3 separate regions of the Homo sapiens genome follow, and regions 1 and 2 are each linked to region 3. Evidence: chromatin contacts called from ENCODE Hi-C or POLR2A ChIA-PET data. All regions are on one chromosome and are shown on one strand. Each heading gives the region's core, a stretch centred on a gene start or an enhancer-like site at or near the end of the contact. The rest is flanking DNA. Distances are from core to core; before and after follow the strand shown. Region 1 holds the start of TRUB1 (TruB pseudouridine synthase family member 1). Region 2 overlaps ABLIM1 (actin binding LIM protein 1). Region 3 holds the start of VTI1A (vesicle transport through interaction with t-SNAREs 1A).

Region 1 (5,070 bases), core at 1,068-3,567, 2.5 Mb after region 3:
TATGTCAGGTGAGATGTGCCATGGAAAAAAATAAAGCCAGAAAGTTAGCTAGGAAAGTGCCATGGTAGAGGGATAGAAAGAGGGAGGTATTATGTTCTGTAGGTGGTCAGGAGTGACTTCATCCAGAAGATTTTTGGAATTGGATCAAAATAGGATGGTTTAAAACAAGGATGTGGAATGAAGAGTTAGAATAAAAGGCCTGTTAGAAACAGGAAAGAGGAATAAAGACACAAGTGGGCCAGGCGTGATGGCTCGTGCCTGTAATCCCAGCACTTTGGGAGGCCGAGGCAGGCGGATCACCTGAGGTTGGGAGTTCATGACCAGCCTGACCAACATGGAGAAACCCCGTCCCTACTAAAAATACAAAATTAGCTGGGCATGGTGCCACATGCCTGTAATCCCACCTACTCAGGAGTCTGAGGCAGGAGAATCATTTGAACCCGGGAGGCGGAGGTTGCAGTGAGCTGAGATTGTGCCACTGCACTCCAGCCTGGGCAACAAGAGTGAAACTCTGTCTCAAAAAAAAAAAAAAAAAAAAAAAAGACACAAGTGAGTAGCATAAAAGAAGGATGTGCAGCTAGAGACAGAGAACTTTCTAGGTTCTGAATAGTGTGTCAGTGTATTTCTGATAAATCTTCTCCCCCTGTGCCCCCAAGCTGGTATGAATCAGTTTTCTGTTGACCAAAGAGCCCAAACTCATACATGTATTGGAGCAAAAAAAACCTGTGAATTCAAGGCCTGCCCAATGTGGGAGATGTTGATTACCTTAGAAAAACAAAGCTTGGTGCTTCTGATCCCAAGAATGCCGATATAATAGCAGAGTAGCATTAATTTTGTTGTGTCCTAGCATCCCAGAAATCAAACATGCAAGAAATATACATTTCTTCATTTTCTTTAAATCAGATTAACTCTGGTCCTACACTGGGCTGATGGAAAATTCAAATATAAGCATCATATGTTACCCCTAGTTCTGTTCTCCCTCTGCATCCCTCACCCCCAGAGCCACAAGAGAAATAGGGAGGCTTGCTGATGTCCGGACAATTGGGAAAAGGCCTCTAATCTCCAAGTGCCTTGGAGTCATCCAAGTCATCATTGATCAAGCCTTGCAACCTTCCCTGCAAGTCCCTGGCTCTCTGCTTCCATGGCACAAGAATAGAGAACTCTTTCCTGAGGCTAATGGACACCATGCTCCTTTGGGTGCAGTCATCCCTTCTGAAGTCACAACATCTTTGTGGAAAAATTAACATCTTGAAGCAGGGCCAGGTGTCCACTAATCCTGTGATATGCCAATCTTTTCAGTTAGCTTAGGCTTTTATAATAGACCACAAGAGTAAGTGACTTCCTTCTAGGAGTTTCAGCTTTCCACCCTGAAAAAACTCCCTCAAAGATTTTTTTTTCCTTTTAATAAATTGTTCTGCCATGTGTCTGTTGCACGAATGGGTGCAAGTTCAAATGGGACCCCATAACTGGTGATTGTGAGCAGCTAAGGGGCATCACTAAAATACTAGATATTAAAGTCCAAGAGTATGATGAGGACAAAGAGTGGTTGTAAAGAAACCTAAAAAACAATGAGGGCAAACTTTATCTGTCTCACAATAGTTATGATAGCATTTAATGTTTCTGGTGCAGAAGTAATTTTTCTCCACTCTGCCTTGTGCTGGAATCAAAACAATATTCCTCAATCTTGTTAGGGAGTGAATAACTTTTAGGGAGAAGGTCTCAAATGGGAAGTGGTTTAAAGTTTATGAATTGCAAGAATACCTTTTGATATCTAAACAAAGTGTACTAAGGAATTCAACCCACAGAAGAGCTGATATTCAAAATCAGAATTATTAAAAATTGTAGTGGGGTCAGTGGGGGTTTGGGGAGGGTGAACAGGAGTGCATGAAGAGCATCAAAATAAGCACAAGTGATTTACCATTGGCTTGGTTTCTTCGGGGAATTTGAAGAATTCATACTTATTTATACGTTTTCAAATATTTATTTAAGTGCCTACAACATGTGAGGCATTTGGGAATGTCTCAGTTAACGTGGTACATAAGTTCCTTGCTCTAATAGAGCTCACATTTGGATGTCTTCTAATTCTGAACCTGAATGTAAGAGCACAATACAATCAATGAAGCAGTGAGCCCAGGAAGCCATGGATCTTCACAAGCCTCAGGAAAAGTCAACATTTAAAATTTTCTATTTAAAGTCCAAGGGCACAGCAAGCTCTTGGTCTATATGGGAAGGCCATGGACTACAATTCCCACAAGTCCGTGCGACCTCTCCGTTCTGCGCAGCTTCGCGGTATGAGGAAGAGGGTCCTGTCAGGCGCACTCTTGTTGCATCATCAGCGTGCACCTCCACGATGAAACAGGTCTGGGCTACAAAAGTATGGCCGCTTCTGAGGCGGCGGTGGTGTCTTCGCCGTCTTTGAAAACAGACACATCCCCTGTCCTTGAAACTGCAGGAACGGTCGCAGCAATGGCTGCGACCCCGTCAGCAAGGGCTGCAGCCGCGGTGGTTGCGGCCGCGGCCAGGACCGGATCCGAAGCCAGGGTCTCCAAGGCCGCTTTGGCTACCAAGCTGCTGTCCTTGAGCGGCGTGTTCGCCGTGCACAAGCCCAAAGGGCCCACTTCAGCCGAGCTGCTGAATCGGTTGAAGGAGAAGCTGCTGGCAGGTACTGCAGCCCGGGTGGGGACCAGGCTGAGGCGGTCGCTGCGAGAGGGGAAGCACATTAGGCTTTTTGCGACGCTCGTGATTCAAGAGACAAAAGGAGGGGAAAGGGAGACTGACCATTGAATTAGCTCTGGACAGGAATCTCGGGCATCTCGGGCTTGGACTTGCCCTGGCACGAACTCTTGTAGCCTACTTGGCAGTTGTAGTTCTCAACGGGAGGAAAAAAATCCCGTACTTACACAATAAAACCCTGCCCTTGGGCGTGCAGACCTGTTTTCTGTAATCTGATCGATCCCTCAGGAGGCTTTTGTTGGGTTCATGTGGATGAACCCCAAAAGGAAGTACTGGTTCTGCACCCCTAAAGTTGCATTCCTCAAAATGTATTGGAAATGCAGATATACTTCGTTAACCAAGACTTAATATAGTCGTTTTCACATTTTAATGGGCCTAACAATTACTTAGAGTCTCTTGTACAAATACAGATTCCTAATCCCTGCCCTGTCCGAGATTGTGATTCGGAGAGTTCGGGGTATTTTTAGGAAACTGCAATTCTAAATAGTTGCTCCAGGTGATTCCAGTGTAAGTAGTTTATGGACCACATTTGAGGAACACTAAATATAACTTGGCCACTAAGCTGAGAGTGTTCATTTTATTGATTCGTTTATTCACGTACACTGGGAAAATAGTAGAAAAGCCTAGAGAATCACCCCGTTAATCAGCTCGGATGATTTCACACATAAAGCATCCAGGATCCTTAAGTTCATTGGACATATACAATAAGCCAGGTCTGTGCTAGCCTATAGAGACTTGAAGATGAAAGATAACTCTCTTACCTTAACTGAGCTGATAGCCTAGTAATTTCTGCACCTTGTGGTGGTAAAACTAGTTAGTTAGGTTATTCAAGGCCCTCCAGAGTTTGGCCGTATTCTGTCTCGCCATTAAACCAGTAACAGGGACTTTCTTACATTGTTTAGTGTCCCATGGAAAACTTTACACTTTAAAAAAATGCAAAAACAAATTATTCTGATGGGAATTATAACTGACAGTACAGATTTAAGTGTTTATGGGCAAATAGGTACACTCCTGCAGATGTTTAATTCCAGTATCACGACTACTTATTCTTTTATTAAAGTTTTGCTTTGTTGCCTGAAAGTATGGGTCATACAGAGGACGTCAAAGTGAGGAATTGCATCAAGGATATGTATTGTGGTATCATCATAGTTTTTTAGTTTTCCTTCATAGAACTGCTGCTTTCCTGATTTGTTAGCTAAACTCTGGGTTTCTTTTCTTTTTTTTTTTTTTTTATCCTTAAGGTAATGATTACCATTCTTTCAGACAAGTTTCTGACAAAGCCATATTCTGGCCTTCTGGCTAATCTGCCTCTAAGAACTGAAGTTTCTTGTTGAATCTTGGTTAAAATGTTTCAAGGCTCTTGCTAGGCTAGAACCTTTAGCTAGAGACATTCTCATTATCCTCGATTTCTATATTGCTTGTGATTGGCCTATTTTGTATTTATGTTAGTTAGGCTAGGGCTTTCCAAATGTCATTGTAATTGGCTGTCAGAATTGCTTGGGAAGTTTTTGTTTTTGTTTTTGTTTTTGAGATGGAGTTTCGCTGTTGTTGCCCAGGCTGGAGTGCAATGGCAAGATCTCGGCTCACTGCAACCTTCCCCTCCTGGGTTCAAGTGATTCTCCTGCCTCAGCCTCCCAAGTAGCTGGGATTACAGGCATGCACCACCATGCCCAGCTAATTTTGTATTTTTGGTAGAGACGGGGTTTCTCCATGTTGGTCAGGCTGGGCTCGAACTCCCGACCTCAGGTGATCTGCCCGCCTCAGCCTCCCAAAATGCTGGGATTACAGGCATGAGCCACCACTCCCGGCCTTGGGAAGGTTCTTAAAGATACCTACATTCTAATGCCATGTTTGACAACCATGATCAGTGGTTGTGTCCTCTAATACCATTCCTTGTCTTTCTTTGCATTGATTCCTATTATGCTACAATCTCTACTGTTTGTCTGTTGGGATCCTTCAAAGCCCTAAGTGTACCAGAATTTTATAGCTAGAAAATAATAAAAATCCACGAATACTTAGTTCAGTGGGGTGAACCAAATTCCCCACTTTATATAGTAGAGGCAGTACGTCTGCAAGTTAGAAGGAGGTATATTTGGGCACAAAGGGAAGATAGTATATTTATGGGGCCTTCTTACTCCAAGGGGTGTCAAGTTGAAAATGTAAAGAGTTCCCCAAAAGGTTTCTGTTAATTTATGAGTGAGAGATCCATGATGGATTGCAAGTGACAGATCAAGGGTTTGAAACTGAGGTCTGGCCTTAGAAGTTTATGTCAAAGCAGACAACCATACCCTTCTAAGTATGGTGATGTCATAATTAGGGAATGACGCCAGGGTGTTC
Region 2 (4,636 bases), core at 1,847-4,346, 2.1 Mb after region 3:
ATAACATACTTAAAATACCTATGCCAAAAAGAAGGAAGGGGACAAAGGCCTCCAATTTATAATGTGAATTCACCTCAGAAACATCATAAACATTTGCCCCTCAGCTTTGTGAAAAAGCAGTTTTTTAATCAGTCCAAAAGCAAAACAAAACAGAGCCACCAGTTTTTAATTCCTCTGAGAGCCAAGGAAAAGGATTTGGCTGAATCCCATTGTGATTCCATTTCCTTCACCCCAGGAGTTCAGCAGGAGGGGTCTAAAAGCGAGTCTAAATCCTGTCCTGCTGTCCACCCTTTCCAAGTTAACAGATAAAGACAGGGGAGGGTGGCCTCGTAGGGCAGAATGGACAGGCATTCCAGGGTCTAGAGGACTTCCCTCGGCTCCATCTGAGGCTCTTTCTTATGTGGTGGGTGTACAGGCTGTCACAGACATCACTGCACGTTCCCAGAGAGCACAGGTAGCACAGTAAATACCACGAGACACAAGGACAGGTGCCACCAGCCCGCCCAGAAAGACTAGATGAACCCAGGCCAACTGATTTCTGGGTGCGGTGATGTGAGGAAAGGGAAATCGTGGGACTCAGAGCCCCGCCCTCTCCCTCTGTGGTCAGAATGCACATAAGACAACTTTCCTTTCAGGGAGGAGAACAAAAGAATGCTCCCGTGCAGCCTGGCAGGTGCCTGCTCAGGGAAGTACCACTCTGCAGTGTGGGACGAGGGCCGAGCGCCTTTGTCCTGAGTGAACCAGTGCAGTGCTCCATGCACACAGGTAGCCCCTGGGGGCATAGGAATTGCATAAGACAGCTTGAGAGGCCAAGAGAAAGTCAAGCCCACCCTTCCTTAGTCTGTTGGTAAAACAGCCCAAGACTAGGGGAAGAACACATGGGACAAAACCTTTTCCTTTACCCTCCAGGCTTCTGTTTTCAGTTTGACTTTTGCTTTTTTTTCCAAACACTTGTCAAGAATAGATTCAACCTCTATCTAATCCAAAGAGGTATGGGGCTGGGCGCAGTGGCTCACGCCTATAATCCCAGCACTTTGGGAGGCCAAGGCGGGCAGATCACCTGAGGTCAGGAGTTCAGGACCAGCCTGGCCAACGTGGTGAAACCCCATCTCTACTAAAAATACAAAAATTAACTGGGCATGGTGGCGTGCACCTGTAATACCAGCTACTTAGGAGGGTGAGACAGGCGAATCACTTGAACCCAGGAGGTGGGGGGTGCAGTGAGCTGAGATCATACCACTGCACTCCAGCCTGGGCAACAAAGCAAGACTCTGTCTCAAACAACAACAACAACAAAAAAGAGGTATAGGAAGTATTACATTAAGAGTGTGGTGTTCCAGAGAAGATTCCATATCTTAAGAAAGCACCATCAAAAACAATCTACTTTTAGCTATGTGCCTAGAGATGGTTATACCTTTGTAAACAGAGACCAAGAAACTCAGTTGCTGTCTTACTTAAATTTAGGGTTGGAGATATGAGACTAACCCCCTTATAAATTTGGGAGTCCTTACTTGATTACACCCACCATGAGCTGCCTTCATTTTGAAACTAGCTGTTGCTGTTGATAATAACAACCATTTTGTTGCTGTTTCTTTTCTTTATGAGGCTAGCAGGTAACCACCTGTACCCTGGAAAGGATGTCTGCTGGAGTGAGAGCTGTCCTAGGGCTATCTACCAAAGATGGGAAGAAATGCATTCCAAAGAGATGCCCCACTCCCCCATGACATTAGTGACCTAGGTCTGAAGTCTCTTCCAGCTTCCTGTTACCATTAGGCTGTTAGGCAGAAAGAAGGTGGGGGCAGGGGAAGGGGGAGGAGGAGGGGAGAAGGAAGCGGGAGAAGTTTGGAGAAAAGACGGAGAGAGCAAACTGGAGTATCTCACACTAATTTGCCCCTGCACTTCTTAATTAGGAGGCAGGTTGTAAATATCTTCAGAACTCTCCTAAATTTATAAGTTAATCAGCAGAAGCATTTGAAGATGTACCATTTATAGCAAGATCCCCCTAAAAAGAGAATCTTGCTGTCGAAAACAAAACTGAAAACAAGTGATGAGAAATCAAGCTACAATTTGAGTGTATGCTCTATGCTGAGTGTTACGTGCTGGTTTCCAGAAAAAAAGAACCATTGGTTCTGTCTGATCCCTTACAGCCAAGACATGAGAATTCTAGAACTCAGATCCTTAGAGCCGAAGGGACTCCGGGAGGTCTAGCAGCCCAAGTCTTGGAATTACACGTATATTTTCAATTCTTGCACTTAAAGAAAAGAAAACTGAGGCTCAAAGAAGTGGCAAGCCTTGCCCAAGGGGCCCCAGCTGGTGAGTACAGATTCAGATTGGCTGCCACCCAGAGCCTTTTCAACTGAGCCGCTGGTGCTCGGGCCCGTCTCCCCACCCGTTCAAGCTGATGTGATTTTCAGGGCTTACAAGGATTAAGGAATGACAGAGACAGAGAGAACTCGAGGGCTGCTGGAGGTTACATGCTAGTCCCTTTACCTGGGAAATGAAGACAGCCCCAAGAGGCTGAACAACCTGCCCCAAGTCACTCAGGAATGAGTGACACAGCCAGACCTGGAGCGTCTCTTCTCTATCATTGTCCAGTGACCTTTCTCTTTCTCAAAGGTCCCTCAGGTGTCTGGTGGCATCTCTGGTGACACCACACCTAGAGAGGCCTTAGGGTCCTCTTAGGGCTCAGTGAGTGTTAAATTAAAACCACACAGGGTCTGCAGGCCTCGCTGGGATGATACGTGCATGATTTCCCAGGCTTACTCAAGCAGCTTGAATGGTGACCCGATCATCACCAAAAGAGACTCCCTATCAATTCCCTGGAACCTGTGAATGCTAGCTTATTTGGGAGAAGAGTCTTTGCAGATGTAATTAAGCAAAGGATCTTGAGATGGTGAGGTCATCTTGGATTATCTGGGTGGGCCCTGAATCCAATGACAAGTGGCTTTACAGGAAAGAGGCAGAGGGAACTGTAACAGAGAAAAGGAGACAACACGCAAAAGGCGATGTGAAGACAAAGCCAGAGATTGGGAGGCTGCCACAAGTCAAGCAACACACAGAGCCATCGGAAACTGGGAGAGGCGAGGAAAGGCCCTTCACTAGAGCCTTCAGAGACAGCATTGCCTTGCCTGCACCTTGCTTTCAGACGTCTAACCTCAAGAACTGACAGAACTCAGTTTAAGAACTAACCTCAAGAACCTCAAGAACTGTTTAAGCTTGTTGCTTTAAGCCACCACTGCTACAGCTGACACAGAAAACTAATACATTTGTAAAGGGATAAAATAAATTCATCTGTGGATAAAATAAATATAAAAAACCCACAAAACCCCAAGGTTCACAGTATTTACAACAAATCCACCATCACAATATTTCACCACCACCAAGACCCAAGCATGAGAGGCCGAGGGAGGAGTGTGTGGAGACCGTCCTGCTTTGTGTTGGTAACCAAGCCAAACCGACTCACAAGCTGTCACACGTCAGTGTGATAACCCTGCAGGACGTTTTTCTAGCTCACACGCCCATCTAAGGACTACGTCTGCTGGGTGGAGGCTGAACATGGTGCAAACTACTCCCAGACGCCTCAACTCTGAAAGCCCCGCATGGAAAGTCTCCAAGTCTTAGGCCTCACAAAACGGCCTTCACAGAAACCTGAAGCCAATTTGAGAAGAGGTCTCTGCAGCCACAGTGAATGCCAAATGACTCAGGTCTTGAAGCAGAAAACAGAGTAAGCACATGTTTCTTCCAAATGGCATGTTCTTGGATCTAGCTTTATTTTAGATTTTCTTCCCCACAGCTGTTGAGCTAAATCTGAAGGGAATCAACACACACACACACACACACACACTCACACACTCAGACACACACACACACAGAGCCCTTTTCCCTCCCCAGCATGTTTTGGGGGAACACAGCTCCACATGTGGACTAAGAAGACTGCAAACACGGCTGTCACAAATGTGGGGACCACGTTCAGTATTTTCTCGTCTCTCTTTGTACAGCTGGACATCTGGGAAATCATTCTGATGTTCTATTGTTTCTTTTTATGAGGGCCAGGCTTGGTTGCTCATGCCTGTAATCTCAGCACTTTGGGAGGCTGAGGCAGGAGGATTGCCTGAGGCCAGGAGTTAGAGACCAGCCTGGACAATAGAGTGAGACTCCCGTTCTTTACAAAAAATAACAAAATCAGTTGGGTGTGATGGCATGCACCTGTAGTCCCAGCTACTCAGGGGGCTGTGCAGAAAGATAGCTTGAGCCCAGGAGTTCAAAGTTGCAGTGAGGTATGATTGTACCACTGCACTCCAGCCTGGGCAACAGAGCAAAACCTTGTCTCTAAAAAAAAAAAAGAAAGAAAGAAAAAAGAAAAAAAAAAAAGAAAAGAAGAAGATGATGATGAAGAAGGAAGAAAGATGAAAGAAGAAGGAAGAAAGAAGAAATTAGAAGGAAGAAAGGAAGAAGGAGGAGGGAGAAGGGAGGAGGAGGGAAGAGAAGGGAGGAGGACGAGGAGGAGGAGGAAGGAGGAAGAAGAAGAAAAAAGAAAGAGAAAGAAGAAGGAGGAGGAGAAGGAAATTTCCAAGTTGCCCCAACTCAACAGGTTTATTTCAGTCCTCCACAAGAGATCAAACTCAGGAATCCCAAG
Region 3 (4,398 bases), core at 1,809-4,308:
CAATTTCTCATGTATTTAAGACTGTCACAATCTGCCTTTGTTTCAGCTGTCTCTGCCCTACATGATCTTTTCCCCAGTCACACAGGGCTGTCTACTGTTTCTGAATACGTGGTCCCACCATTCTTTCAACCTGAAATGCCCTCTTCCCCATCTCCTTTGGAAATTCCCACTCCTCCCTCAGGTCCCCAACTAACAATGCTCAATTCTTCTAACTTTAACAGCACCCATCACGTTCTACTTTATAGTTTAGTGATTTGCACAAGTGCGTTTGTTTCTTGCTTAGGTTATAAGCTCTTTCAGAGTTCAAATTACATCTTACCCTCCTCTGTACGCATTTTGAATAGTACATAGCACATGATATACACCAGTGCTTCCCGAACTTTAATATACCTAAGCATCACCTGGGCACTTTATTAAAATAAAGATTCTGCTTCAGTATGTCTGAAGTGGAGCCCAAGATTCTGCCTTTCTGACAAGCCATCAGGTGTGGTCCCTTAGCAGGAAACATGGACATTCATAAGCATAAATTTCCCAGTAGTTTTTAAGCTATAAATGGATTTGGACTATACTTCCCAATGTTATATTTTCAGTGCAATGATTTTAAAACTTTATGATTTAAACCAGCAGTTTCTAAAGCGTTTTTCTCAGTTCTAAGGGATGTTAATGTATTACATGAAAAAAGGTACTACAGCCAAACCTCACTGTGTATGACATGTGATGTTTCCTAAACTTTTGACCATGAACCTATCCCACCTCCACCCCACCTCCATCTTTTTTTTAATGCAGAGCAAATATTCAATAAAATTGCTTTGGAAAATGCTATTTTGGATCAATGTGTTCAAACAGATATGAAATAAAGTCTCCGAGCCTAAATGATCAGTGATTAGAGTAATATACTTAGTCTCTGTGAGGACAAACAGTAGGCTGTGTTTGGTATTATTGGTTAGTAGATAAGGCAAAAACCAAATATACGATTATCATTAAAGTTCATTGTCTTACAGAATCTTTCTTACCGGTTTCCACCCCAGAGGGACAAAGCCCGGACCGACAAACATGGCATTGAAGTAATTATAAAGAATCATGACAGTCCAATTTATCAACATGATGAAATTCACACTTCCTCCAGTTGTATGTAAGGGCCAATACCACAACACAGAGTCAATCATGGCCATGGTAGAACATATTGCTATAACACCAAGGGCTATGATGGGACCCCAGTGACACAGTCTCTTTAATTCTTGTAGATTTTCAAACTTGATAACCGAACAGAATGTACCCATTTTGGCAAGGAAGAATGCCTTCCTACTTTAAAAGAATTATAGATTTCCTTTTTCTGTGCGCACATTTCCATGTGCCACAAGTCCATGTGTGTTCTTTAATTGTCATGCCTTCAAGCTGTGAACTGTTAACGCAGATTACACCATTTTCACTGTCAGGCACCCAAAGCTCTTTATCTTAACTAGGAGAATCCAGTGTCTTGGTCTGAAACCCAACCTAAAGAAAACAAAATGGGAAAGTTCAGTTAAAACAAAACAAAACAAAACCTTTATTGCATACCATACTTGTTAACTACAATAAACACCTACACAACAGCATCTCACAAGTGCACTACACTTTGGGATGCATATCTTGTCAAATGTCAAAAAGAACTACTTTTGACTTATCCAAAATATGGTACAAGTTTGAATGGCATGCAAACTGGATACACGATTCCAAAATAGTTTTTTTTATTCCTTCTCCGCTTGTCAGGGGACTGTCACCATCCAACGCTTAGTGAATAGTTTGAGAAGACAAAGAATTTTAGGACCTTAGAGTTGATCTAATTCAGTTTCCTTCTTCATAGAACAGAAATTGTCTTAGAGAGGCTGAGTGATTAGACCAAGGTCACAAGTAACAGGTGAACCAGAATAGAAGGCAAGTCAACGACCTCCCTTTATGAAATTCTAAGCTGCCTCTTATGAAGTCTTGAATTAAGCCAAGTATGAGTCAGACATGGTCTATGCCATTTGCCTGCAGTCTCCTCCACCCCGCCACCCAAACATCAAGAGAACAGTCAATTTGGCCCAAAAGTAAAGGAGCGACAGTGAAAGCAAAGAGAGCATGCAAGGAAAGGAAGGGAGGAGATAGAGCGAGAGTGTGTGTGGTGTGTGTGAAATTATGACCAGAAGAGTATATGAGAAGAACCTGAATTAGAAGATTCGAGGGAAGAAAGAAGAGGAAGTGCCTCCAGGAGCGAGGGAAATGGAAGGCAGGGCGGCGAGCTCCGGAGAGATTTGTGGAAGGGCATCTCTGCCTGGACTGGATCTGAAGATCTGGAAGAGGATCTGAGCTACATGGATAATACAGACTACCACGCAGCAGACGCTGTTGACTTGTGCCTCAGTTTCCCGCCCGAGTCATGGAGCAGAGGGCTTAGAAATAAATCCTCACCCAAGGAAGAAATATCCTGGTAAGCCAGGTTGGTCTCAACATTCAGGAGAGCCTGCTCCCACTCTGGTGGGACAAAGACCACCAAAATCGTGCTTATATTCCCTGCCTTGACTCCCACCTCAGTGTGGTCCCTGGTGTCTGCTCCTCAGCCATCGCATATCCGGGGCGGCCTGGGCTCACCCGGAACAGATTTTTTCCTCCTTGGATGACTCCGTCATGGACACCTCAGCCCAGGACAAGCAGAGAGCAAACCCTGGCAGCGAGAGGCTGGAGTGCGGGACCTGCTACAAGCCGAGCACCTCTCGGCCAGCGCCCTCGCCAGGACTCTCCCGCTCAGGCCCCCTGCGCAGTCTCTGTTACTGTCACTTCCGGAGGTTCGCCGCCTCAAACCTCCCTCCGGAAGCAAGCTGCTGTGCCTTGTAGCGTGTGGATCCGGAGCCGATTCCCAGAACACGAAGGGGGGAAAAAACGCTTCTAATGATCCCTCAGAACTTGCATATTTTCATACGCTTTTCTGGGGGGAGGCACTAATTGGGGCGCTTTTCCTTTGCGAACTTACTTATCTTAAAGTCGGAGCGGAAAATAAAGCACGCACGCAACCCAATTTCCGGAGAACCGAGATTGCGACGAACAACCAGGAAGCGGCTGGGTTGAGAGCTGTCCCCGGTTCTCCGTTCTGCTCTCGGGGGCACCTTCCGGGGTTCCTAAGCCGCGGGGCCCCTCGCTGCCCCTCGAGGCCCTTTCCCTGACCTAGGCTTTGGCCTGGGCTACTCGTTCCGGAGCCGCCATGTCGTCCGACTTCGAAGGTTACGAGCAGGACTTCGCGGTGCTCACTGCAGAGATCACCAGCAAGATTGCGAGGGTCCCACGACTCCCGCCTGGTGAGAGCCTTGCCCGGCTGGACGAGGGTGCTGGGGAGAGCTGGGAGGGTGCGGGCGGTGGAACGCCGCCCGAGTAAGTGTGTCTATGAGGCGCGAGGCTGGAGTGGGTGGTGCCGGCTGTTCCCAGGAGGGATACGGCTTGGCTTGGTTGAGGGTAAGGAGTCAAGTTCGGGTGTGGGGTGCCGTGAAAAGAGCCTTCGGAATCTGAGCCATCTGAGTTCGAATCCCGGCTCTACCTTCTTGTAACTTGCATAACCTGGAAACGTTTCTTAACGTCTTAAGAGTCTTAATGTTTTCATTTGTAAATTATAGACATGTGAGTATTCAAAGAAAATGAATGAAAGTATGTAGCCTATGGATCTACAATCTACAGCGGCGTTGTTGTGTTAGTAATAATATTGTTATAATTATATGCGGCAAAATAGAGGTAAGAATCAGGGTGCCTAGATTCAAATCCTACCTCTGTCACTTAGAAGTTGTGCCTCTTAACCCGGGAGGCGGAGGTTGCAGTGAGCCAAGATCTCGCCATTGCACTCCAGCCTAGGCAACAAGAGTGAAACTCCGTCTCAAATAAATAAATAAAATAAAAGTTGTGCCTCTTAAACAGACTTCTTAGTCTCTTTCAACTTTCCTTCTTAGTAAATGGGGGAAAATTGTACTTCTCTCATGGGGTTGTTAGGTAGATTAAATTTATATAACATATTTAAAGTCACTTTTGGTGTTGTTAGTTGCTGTATTAGCATTAGTATTTTTCATACCCCCCACCCCCATTTCTTGTTTCTCATCCTTCTTGGGGATTTATTGTATAACCCAGTTTCATGTAAAACTTGGTACAAGATAATTTTTCACACTTAAAAATTTCACATCTCCCATCTGGAAATGTTTTTGTTTTTGTGTTTCCTTTTGTGTTTTAGCACATCTTATTTTCTATGCTAGACTGTCAACTATGTGAAGGTGGGAGCTGTGTCTGATTTCCTTGGCGTTTACTTATTAGGGGCTCAGGAAAATAAGTGAATGAGCAGGTGAATATAAATATGATCTTTTGTAACTATGGTTTGTACAATGTTGATTCGGGGACTATCTTTCT

Evidence for each region. Hi-C counts contacts between places; a loop is a spot of excess contacts on that map. ChIA-PET counts read pairs that join two places held with the same protein, here RNA polymerase II (POLR2A). Pooled maps may share reads with other maps.
Region 1: a map of CD8-positive, alpha-beta T cell shows a loop between it and region 3 (19-fold over the local background). The contact joins the promoter of TRUB1 here to the promoter of VTI1A in region 3. A Hi-C loop is called at or near these places in 2 of 168 maps with a recorded cell type or tissue (both CD8-positive, alpha-beta T cell) and 8 of 50 pooled maps. POLR2A ChIA-PET finds 5 or more read pairs at or near these places in 1 of 52 experiments (activated B cell).
Region 2: a loop to region 3 is called in a map of naive thymus-derived CD4-positive, alpha-beta T cell, with 12 times the contacts of the local background. The contact joins the enhancer-like site here to the promoter of VTI1A in region 3. A Hi-C loop is called at or near these places in 1 of 168 maps with a recorded cell type or tissue (naive thymus-derived CD4-positive, alpha-beta T cell) and 5 of 50 pooled maps. POLR2A ChIA-PET finds 5 or more read pairs at or near these places in 1 of 52 experiments (naive thymus-derived CD4-positive, alpha-beta T cell).

Annotation. Positions count from the first base shown.
Region 1 is chr10:114,935,878-114,940,947 of GRCh38, forward strand. It overlaps TRUB1 (TruB pseudouridine synthase family member 1), which reads left to right and starts at 2,318. Exons shown (of 8, transcript NM_139169.5): 1 at 2,318-2,662. The coding sequence starts at 2,377. RefSeq lists an enhancer at 2,150-2,689.
Region 2 is chr10:114,538,080-114,542,715 of GRCh38, forward strand. The region is part of intron 6 of ABLIM1 (actin binding LIM protein 1); the gene reads right to left. Among named protein-coding and RNA genes, the nearest start is that of ABLIM1, 120 kb to the right of the region's middle. RefSeq lists enhancers at 3,074-3,123, 3,474-3,653. Within about 2 kb of position 3,097, at least 18 of the 41 ENCODE cell types and tissues checked have a DNase peak (open chromatin) inside an H3K27ac peak, as active enhancers do.
Region 3 is chr10:112,444,157-112,448,554 of GRCh38, forward strand. VTI1A (vesicle transport through interaction with t-SNAREs 1A) reads left to right here and starts at 3,059. Exons shown (of 8, transcript NM_145206.4): 1 at 3,059-3,311. The coding sequence starts at 3,218. ZDHHC6 (zDHHC palmitoyltransferase 6) reads right to left here and starts at 2,758. Exons shown (of 11, transcript NM_022494.3): 1 at 2,549-2,758; 2 at 1,014-1,494. The coding sequence starts at 1,280. RefSeq lists enhancers at 2,545-2,664, 2,865-3,124.